Regions from separate parts of the Homo sapiens genome. Here region 1 is linked to region 2. The links are chromatin contacts, found by Hi-C in ENCODE. All regions are on one chromosome and are shown on one strand. The core of a region is the stretch at or near the end of the contact, and the rest is flanking DNA. Distances in the headings are between cores, read along the strand shown. Region 1 has its middle 32 kb from the start of GOLGA6A. Region 2 holds the start of ISLR (immunoglobulin superfamily containing leucine rich repeat).

What was found. Hi-C counts contacts between places; a loop is a spot of excess contacts on that map. Pooled maps may share reads with other maps.
Region 1: a pooled map shows a loop between it and region 2 (2.7-fold over the local background). The contact joins the enhancer-like site here to the promoter of ISLR in region 2. A Hi-C loop is called at or near these places in 3 of 50 pooled maps.

Annotation. Positions count from the first base shown.
Region 1 is chr15:74,048,599-74,053,072 of GRCh38, forward strand. No RefSeq gene overlaps it. Among named protein-coding and RNA genes, the nearest start is that of GOLGA6A, 32 kb to the right of the region's middle. Within about 2 kb of position 2,998, at least 20 of the 41 ENCODE cell types and tissues checked have a DNase peak (open chromatin) inside an H3K27ac peak, as active enhancers do.
Region 2 is chr15:74,170,813-74,175,153 of GRCh38, forward strand. ISLR (immunoglobulin superfamily containing leucine rich repeat) reads left to right here and starts at 2,898. Exons shown (of 2, transcript NM_005545.4): 1 at 2,898-3,207; 2 at 4,039-4,341. The coding sequence starts at 4,047. RefSeq lists enhancers at 1,643-2,631, 2,632-3,619, 3,620-4,341.

The DNA of each region.
Region 1 (4,474 bases), core at 1,748-4,247, 120 kb before region 2:
CCCCGCCACCCGGTGCCTGGCAACGGGCATGGGCCACGGTAGTGCTGGTGGTGCTGGTGGTTTAAGCTCAGGCAGCTCAGTCCTTTCTAAAGTGCTATGCGTGCTTCCTGTGGTATGGGAGATAACTGTAGATACGAGGCACGTGGAGAAACATTTTTTTAAAATGTTAAACCTTTTATATTTAGTTTAACATCTGTTAGAAACAATACAACCAGGCCATGCGCGGTGGCTCACACCTGTAATCCCAGCACTCACTTTGGGAGGCCGACGCGGGTGGTTCACTTGAGGTCAGGAGTTCGAGACCAGCCTGGCCAACATGGTGAAACCTGTCTCTACTAAAAATACAAAAATTTGCTGGGTGTGGTGGCCCGTGCCTGCAATCCCAGCTATTCGGGAAGCTCTGAAGCAGGAGAATTGCTTGAACCTGGGAAGAGGAGGTTGCAGTGAGCCGCGATTGTGCCACTGCACTCCAGCCTAGATGACAAGAGTGAAATTCCGTCTCAAAAAAAAAAAAAAAAAAAAAGGAAAAAGAAAAAAAGAAACAATACAACCAGCTCATCGAAAGTCTGATTTCTGGCCAGGTGTGATGGCTCACGCCTGTAATCCCAGCACTTTGGGAGGCCAAGGCAGGTGGATCATGAGGTCAGGAGATCAAGATCATCCTGGCTAACACAGTGAAACCCTCTCTCTACTAAAAATACAAAAAATTAACCGGGTGTGGTGGTGTGCACCTGTAGGCCCAGCTACTCGGGAGGCTGAGGCAGGAGAATTGTTTGAACCCGGGAGGCAGAGGCTGCAGTGAGCTGAGATTGTGCCACTGCACTCCAGCCTGGGCAACAGAGTGAGACACCATCTCAAAAAAAAAAAAAAATTGTGATTTCTGGGATCTAGTTGCTCAGAATGATGCTGAAGTGGAATTCTTTAAAGATCCACTTAGGACAAATAGTAAGTAACTCCACACTCGGAAGGGACACAGGTAGAGGAAAACTTATGACTGTGGAAGTGAATGGCCTGTTAATTTGGGGAAATACTGGGTTACCAGTGGACTTAGGGTGAGCTCCACAGCTAAGGATAGGGCCCAAGTTAGAACTGGGGTAAGGATGGGGTGGGCTTAGAATCGGGGTGAGGGTTAGAGCTAAAGTTCAGGGGAGGCCCCAGGTTAGGATTTGGGATTAGATCAGATGGAGGGGCACATTTGGTGCTTAAGGTTGAGAATAAACCTTAGGAATTAGGAATTGAGTTAGAATTGGGGTGAGTTAGGAATTTAGTTAGAAATGGAGTTAAAGTCACTCTTCAGGCCACAAGTCTTTGTGACTTTAGTAACTGAAAAGTCCATGGAACTGTGAACAGATGGGCAGGAGCTTCTCGACCCCCTAATAGGCACCCCAAGTTCAATCTGCCTTTTCCCCCAAATCCTCTTCTAGAAGCACCTGGCAGGGGCTCTGCCTGAGCTCACAACTCCAACAAGGTCAATGTACACCAATCGGATTGGAGGGACTGAGGAGTGGGCAATCCTGCCCAGGAGGGAGAGCATGGGACAACCAGGTAAGACAACTGGGTACCAGACACGATTTCACCATTTAGCACAAGTAACCTTTAATCTTCCCAACTGTCCTATGTGGTTACAGCCCATCTTCCTCCTACAGAGGAGCACAGCAGGGCAGCAAGGCTGAGTACCTCGTCAGGGTCATTAAACTTGTATGTGGCAGAGCTGGGATTTGCCTGCGGGGAGCCTGTGTCTAGACTGGCACCATCTGTGGCCTACATCATGGAGCGCATGGCCACGTGTTGGGGGACAGGCTGCCTGGTCTCTCCTTCTCTCCTTTCTGTGCTCTCCTGAGTTGTCAGTCTCAGGTGATGCAGAAGGCAGGTCTCTGGAAGCTACCCCCACCTTCTCATCCCTGTGCTTGAACTTTCATTTTAATTTTTTCATTTAGGGCAGTGTTTCTGGACCTTTTTATAATTATTATTATTGTCCTCTTAAGGAGCATTTTTAGCATCTTTTCCCAATTGTGCCTCCCTGTATGAAATTTTAATACCATAGATACACTGTACATTCCATAGGATTTTCTAGATACAAGATCGCATCATCTGCGAATAGAGATGGTTTTACTTCTTCCTTACATGGACATATGTATGGACTGTGAGCCTTTGGAGGGTCAGAAACCATGGTAATAGCCAAGATGGTCAACTGCCCTTCCTCCCCTGCCTTTTCATCCTCTGTGGGGTGATAATGCCTCTGTTGAGAATGCATGATTTAGGGTAAGGCCCCACCCCGTTACAATGTAGGTAAGAAGTGGTCACGGGAAGGAGTGGGTGGGATGCGGGCTGCACCTCTATGTGGGTGGAGACTAGGTGGGCCAGATGGAGGGAGATGGAAGGGAATGGAGATCCAGGTTTCTGAGAACACACTCGCCTGTAGTGGCCTTGGTCCTGGTCCCAGGCACAGGCACAGGCTGAGCCTGGGGCTAGGGGAGGAATGGGGCCAGTACCGTCACTTATTTTTGTCTCTGAATCCAGATGTCAGCTCCAGACCCGCTGGACCTGAATAAAGCAAATACCTGTGGAGACTCTGTTGAGAGAAGAGTCTAGAATTTCAACAGATTCTCCCCATACTAAAAGCAAACAAACAAAAACAAAATGAAACAACCAAACAAACAAAAACAAAAAACAGGAAGTTTGGACGTCTCTGTTCACCCTTACAAAATGCATTTGCTGTCAAGTGAGGGGAAAATTCCTTCATTCTTGGCTCAAGGAACTTCCTTAAACTAAGACCAGCTGCCTGGACTGTGCTAAATTCAGTTTATAAATATTATAAATATCCCAAACTTGATAGCCAAGCACATTACAAAAGCTAGCTAGCTAACCGCAGAAATTTTCCAAAATGCTAGCCAGTCAGACAAGTATGAGATATTGTGAAATCCTGTGTTGCTTGTCTGATTTCCTGAAATCATTCCTCTCAGACTGAGTGCAGAAGGCCTGGGGGTGGAATTCAGGAGCACTGACTATCTCCTACAGTTCTAGAGCCTTAAAGCCCTGGCCGACCCCAGGGTGGATTGATTGCACAGTAAGTCAGACCAACCAGCTGGGCGCAGTGGCTCATGCCTGTAATCCCAGCACTTTGGGAGGCCGAGGCAAGTGGACCTAGGGTCATGAAGAAGGTGGAGGCACTGAGGCCCTGAGTGATTTTATAAAGAACACCTTAGCAAATATCCAGCACTATGGGTTCACCTTCACTCAGGACCCACAAAGCCCCACGTTCTGACAGATTTTGTTTATCAGACAAATTGCACTTAGTCATGCTTCATTCATTTTTCTCGGAGACTTCCCAGGTTACATAGACCTGAGATAATCTCCCCATCTCGCCGTCACCCCCCACGAAGTCACTCCATGTTTCTGTTTGCAATACAGTCTTACATGGATCAATATTAGATTTTCATGGTGCTCTTTGCATTTTGCAACTATTGCTTAAGCTGGAGACCCAAAACGAGCACTAGCTTTAGAGTCAAAGACTCCTGGATTCCAGTTTCAGCTGAGAGACTGTGAGCACATCGCCAGCCCACTCTGATCCTGTATCCTATTTGTACAATCACCTATTTCCCATCAATTGCAAGGCTGGAAAGAAAAGTGCCCACTCTGGCCAGTACACGGTAGGAGCTTAGTAAGCTTAAGCTCTCTTGCTTCCCCACTACCCTAAAGTGTTAGGGGAAAGACAGATGTGGGGAATGTCACCTGGGAAGCTCCAGCTGTATGCTTCACAATCCTACTGAGAGGTGACAGCCTGCTGGCAGCCCTGGCTCGCTCTCGGGCCTCCCCTGCCTTGGCTCCCACTTTGGCGGCACTTGAGGAGCCCTTCAGCCCGCCACTGCATGGTGGGAGCCCCTTCCTGGGCTGGCCGAGGCCAGAGCCGGCTCCCTCAGCTTGCGGGGAGGTGTGGAGGGAGAGGCGCAGGCAGGAACCGGGGCTGCGCGCGGCGCTTGTGGGCCAGCGCGAGTTCCGGGTGGGCATGGTCCGCAGGCCCAGCACTGGGAGCGGCCAGCGGGCCCCGCCAGCCCCCCGCAAGTGAGGGGCTTAGCACCTGGGCCAGCAGCTGCTGTGCTCGACTTCTCGCCAGGCCTTAGCTGCCTCCCCGCGGGGCAGGGATCTGGACCTGCAGCCCTCCACGCCTGAGCCTCCCCCCACCGCCCCGCTATGGGCTCCTGTGCGGCCGGAGCCTCCAGGACGAGCGCCACCCCCTGCTCCATGGCACCCAGTCCCATCGACCACCCAAGGGCTGAGGAGTGCCTGCGCACGGCGCGGGACTGGCAGGCAGCTCCACCTGCGGCCCCCGTGCGGGATCCACTGGGTGAAGCCAGCTGGGCTCCTAAGTCTGGTGGGGACTTGGAGAATCTTTATGTCTAGCTAAGGGATTGTAAATACACCAATCAGCACCCTGTCTCTAGCTCAAGGTTTGTAAACACACCAATCAGCACGC
Region 2 (4,341 bases), core at 1,648-4,147:
CCCTCCCCTGCTAGGGTGACCAACTGTACTGGTTTGCTGAGACTGTCTCGATTTTAGCATGGAAAGTCCCATGTCCCAGAAAACCCATCAGTTCCAGGTGAACCAGGACTGTTGGCTGGTCACCCTACAAGCTGCCAGGGACCCACAGGAGACAGGGCCAGGACTCACAGGAGGGGCTCCCAAGCTTGGCCTCCTAGTTCTGGGGACAGTCAGGGCCGCACATACTCACCAAGGGTCCCCATCTCAGGCCTGAGCCCAATTTAGAGGAGGCCAGGAGAGGGGAGATGGCAGCCCAGACAGCCCACAGGAAGCTCCCAGCCTGAAAAGATCAGGGAGCCCGACTTCTGACTTGTCTCCCTGCCTGCTGGCATGATCTCCTGTGAGGTGGGCTTTACAGAAAGAACTTGAGCTCTGACAGCAAGAGAAGAGCAGAGGGGCAACCCAGGAGGTCATACGCCCCATCCTCAGAGGCCTGCACAACTGCTCCTGGGCTCTGCTGAGGAGCAGGCCCACCTGTCCCACTGTGAGACACCTTGGAGAGTCAATAGTCCTTGGCTGAGATCCTGGCGGCCTTATTGTCCTTCCTGGTGGAAGCGGGTATGGCCACACCTTGCAGGCAGTGGCAGGACCTGAGCAGACCAGGAAGATACATCAGTGACCAGCACGCACAGTCTCATTTCTGCCCAGGTGGGCTGGTCCCTCCCACTTTTCCCGCCCTCAGCCCCCCACATCTGTTTTGAGGTGGGAGTCTGAGCTTAGTGTTTGGCTGTCATTAAGGTCTTAGGTAGGGAATGAGGGGACAGACTCCCTGCCCCCAGAAGGCTGCTGACATACTCACCCACCCAACAGAGCATGGGTCTCCTACACTGTATGAAATATTCTCTAAAATGTCTTGGGCATGCCCCTTCCCTAGCCTGGGCCCAAAGGCCCTATCTGTAAGTTGATGAGGAGATGAAGTGGGTGAGCTCTAAAATGCTTCCTTCTGATGACCACCCAACTTGTCCATCATGCCATGAAGGGGGCGCTTACAGAGTGTCTTCCCTGTGCTGGAGATCAATAGCACCTGGGAAGTTAAGGCCTCTGCCCTCAGTGGGCTTCCTCTCTAGTAAGGGGTCGCACATTAAGCACGCATGAATAAATAATCACAGCTTATAGGAGGAGCTATGAAGAAAAGTCAGGAATGTCTGAGAGAACAGTCACTGGGAACTGAGGGCTGAGGAGGTGCTTGTACTCTGACCCTGATGTGCTTGCAAGGAGGGAGGTGGGGTGGGAACTATGAGCTCCTCAGAGCACCCTGGAGGTAAAGCTGGTGGCACAGACTTTGTGCAGGTGAGGGTGTGTGTATGGGCTGTGCAGAACATAGTGAAGCCCCCTCCACCAGGAAGCCCTCCCTGACTGACACTGAGGTCACTGAGTCTCCCCTCTGGTTTACTGAACCCTGGATGTGTTTCTTGCAGCCTCTGGTTGGCCCACCAAATTCAGGACTTTCCTAGAAATTCTCCAGCACAGTCAGGATGATGCAAGAGAGGGCTTCCTCTGCAGGGGAAAGAGAGGGTGCTCTCCATTGGACCATAATAATATCCTCAGCATCAGACTCGGGTGTTTTGCAGGCAGCATGCTGGGGACTTCTGTGGCCTTGCTTGGTGACAGGGAATGGGGTGTGATGAGCTGGGGCAGGCTTCCTGGGGATGCTTTCAGCCAAAGATGAGCCCTGTCTGCCCTTGGCCCTGCTGAGAGGGTAAGTTGAGTCATGAGCAGAATTCAACCAGTTATCAGATGGAAGGCCAAGGAAGCTTGGGGAGGGCTACTGAGGGGATACGGTAGGCTTGTCTGTGGAGAGCAAAATTCTTCAGTCTACAAAGTTCTTTTCTGGGCTCCTTCATCTTTCGGTTTCTCTTCCAGCTCCCTCGTTTTGGGCCTCTTTTGTTTCCCCATTCCCCTCCCCTGGGCCTTCCCGTTTGGAAAAGGGGTCACATATCCTCACCCTGGAGGCGTCTGCCCCTTCCACACAGTTGGTGTTGGAACAGTGGAGCTCAGAGAGGCCGATGCTGACCGCGTAGATGTCCAGCACCAACAGTGGGATTTTGGGCCCTGTGGGGGACACAGAGAGAACTCTCCGGGAGTGCGGCCCCTTGGCCTCCCCTCTGGGTGCCCAGTGGGCAGTGGGCCTGGGTGGCTCAGAATCCCAGCCAGGAGCACTGAAGGTCAACAGGCTCCCGCCCTGAGTTTTCTGAGCCAGGCCTCCCTGTTTCCTCCCCAGCCAGTGGGGAGCGCAGTGAGGGGCGGGGCCTGGAGTCTTGGGAGCTCCCTGGACAACAACATGCATTTAGCGCAGCTCAGTCTCAGAGCCAGCAGGATATGTTTTCTTAAAAAAAAAAAAAATGCCTAACATCTTGGCTTTCACCGAAGGGTTGGTATCTGCTTTGTACACTTTGGCCTTCTTGGCTTTTCACTGAAACACACACACATGGATGCACACTCACTTCCACACACAAACCCACACCAAGACAGACACACACACACACTCACACACAAACTCATGTACATGGTTTCATACCCACATCCATGCAAACACACATACAAATCCAGAAATACGCACCCTCACACCCACAAACTTGTACACACACACACACGTATACACACCAACACACATACAACCCTGGCTTGGACAAAAGCTTCCCGTTTTTTCTTGTTTGAAGTGGAAATCTCCCACCTTCCATGAGATTCAATTTCTCGCCCTTCCCCCGCTAAAATCCTCCTGGCCCCATCATTTCTTGGGTCCTTTCCAGACAGTGCTGTGTCTTTAAGGAAGTTGAAGCTGCTAAAAGTGAGTGAGAGAGAGAGAAAAAACACAACCCAAAAAAATTTGGCATCTCTTCCCCCCTCAAGTTTCTGGTGTCACTTATGAAACACAGGTCCTTGTTGCTGCAGAGAAGCAGTTGTTTTGCTGGAAGGAGGGAGTGCGCGGGCTGCCCCGGGCTCCTCCCTGCCGCCTCCTCTCAGTGGATGGTTCCAGGCACCCTGTCTGGGGCAGGGAGGGCACAGGCCTGCACATCGAAGGTGGGGTGGGACCAGGCTGCCCCTCGCCCCAGCATCCAAGTCCTCCCTTGGGCGCCCGTGGCCCTGCAGACTCTCAGGGCTAAGGTCCTCTGTTGCTTTTTGGTTCCACCTTAGAAGAGGCTCCGCTTGACTAAGAGTAGCTTGAAGGTAAGCCAGTGGGGAGGAGGGCTCCAGGGCCAGCGGCGGGAGCGGGAGGCCTGTTGGACATAGGGGCTGGTTCCCTCTTGGTCCATCCCTGCTGGTCTGAGGTGCGTGGGACAATCCCTAGCTTGGAGCCGTCCAGGGGGCATCTGCTTCTTCCACAACCCACAACTGAGGCCCCAGAAATCCCAGCTGCGTTTGGGCTGAGCCTCTGGCCTCACCCAAGTCAGCTGAGAGGTCCTGGCGGGGGTTTATTTAGGCAGCTGCCTGGCTAAGTTTGAACAGAACAGGCCACGGGTGTGATTCCACAGAAAAGGCCTGGTGTCTGCTGCGGTCATGGCCGGAGGAGCGGGAGAGGGCGGGTGGAGTGGATGGGGGTGGTGTGCACTGCACAAGGGGCCTCGTCTGGGCCAAGGCAAAGCATACCTATGGGGGGCTCCGGTGGGAGGGACTGCGGCCAGGATGTGGGAGGGCAGGGGGAGGTTCTGCAAAGTGCTGGGGGAGGGGGGTGGCTGGAAAACAGATTTCAAGTCATAAAGTCAGCTAGGAACAGGCCGAGGCAGGGAGAACTCTCCACTCGGAGGAGGAGCTGGGGTCCTCTTCCATCCCGTCTTCATCCTGCCTGGCTGCGTGACCTCGGGCAAGTCTCCGCCCTTCTCTTGGCCTCAGTTTCTCCTTCCGTAGGATGGGGGCGGTGGGCTAGGTGGTGTTGGGATTTAGCTGGGTTATGTGGGACAGGGCCTCCTGATGGGAAAGAGCTCTGGCTGGGCTTGTGGGAGGAATGAGTCCCTTTGGCAGGTTCTCGGGATCCCCTGGGTGACATGCCTTTCTCTGCAGGAGGCACCATGCAGGAGCTGCATCTGCTCTGGTGGGCGCTTCTCCTGGGCCTGGCTCAGGCCTGCCCTGAGCCCTGCGACTGTGGGGAAAAGTATGGCTTCCAGATCGCCGACTGTGCCTACCGCGACCTAGAATCCGTGCCGCCTGGCTTCCCGGCCAATGTGACTACACTGAGCCTGTCAGCCAACCGGCTGCCAGGCTTGCCGGAGGGTGCCTTCAGGGAGGTGCCCCTGCTGCAGTCGCTGTGGCTGGCACACAATGAGATCCGCACGGTGGCCGCCGGAGCCCTGGCCTCTCTGAGCC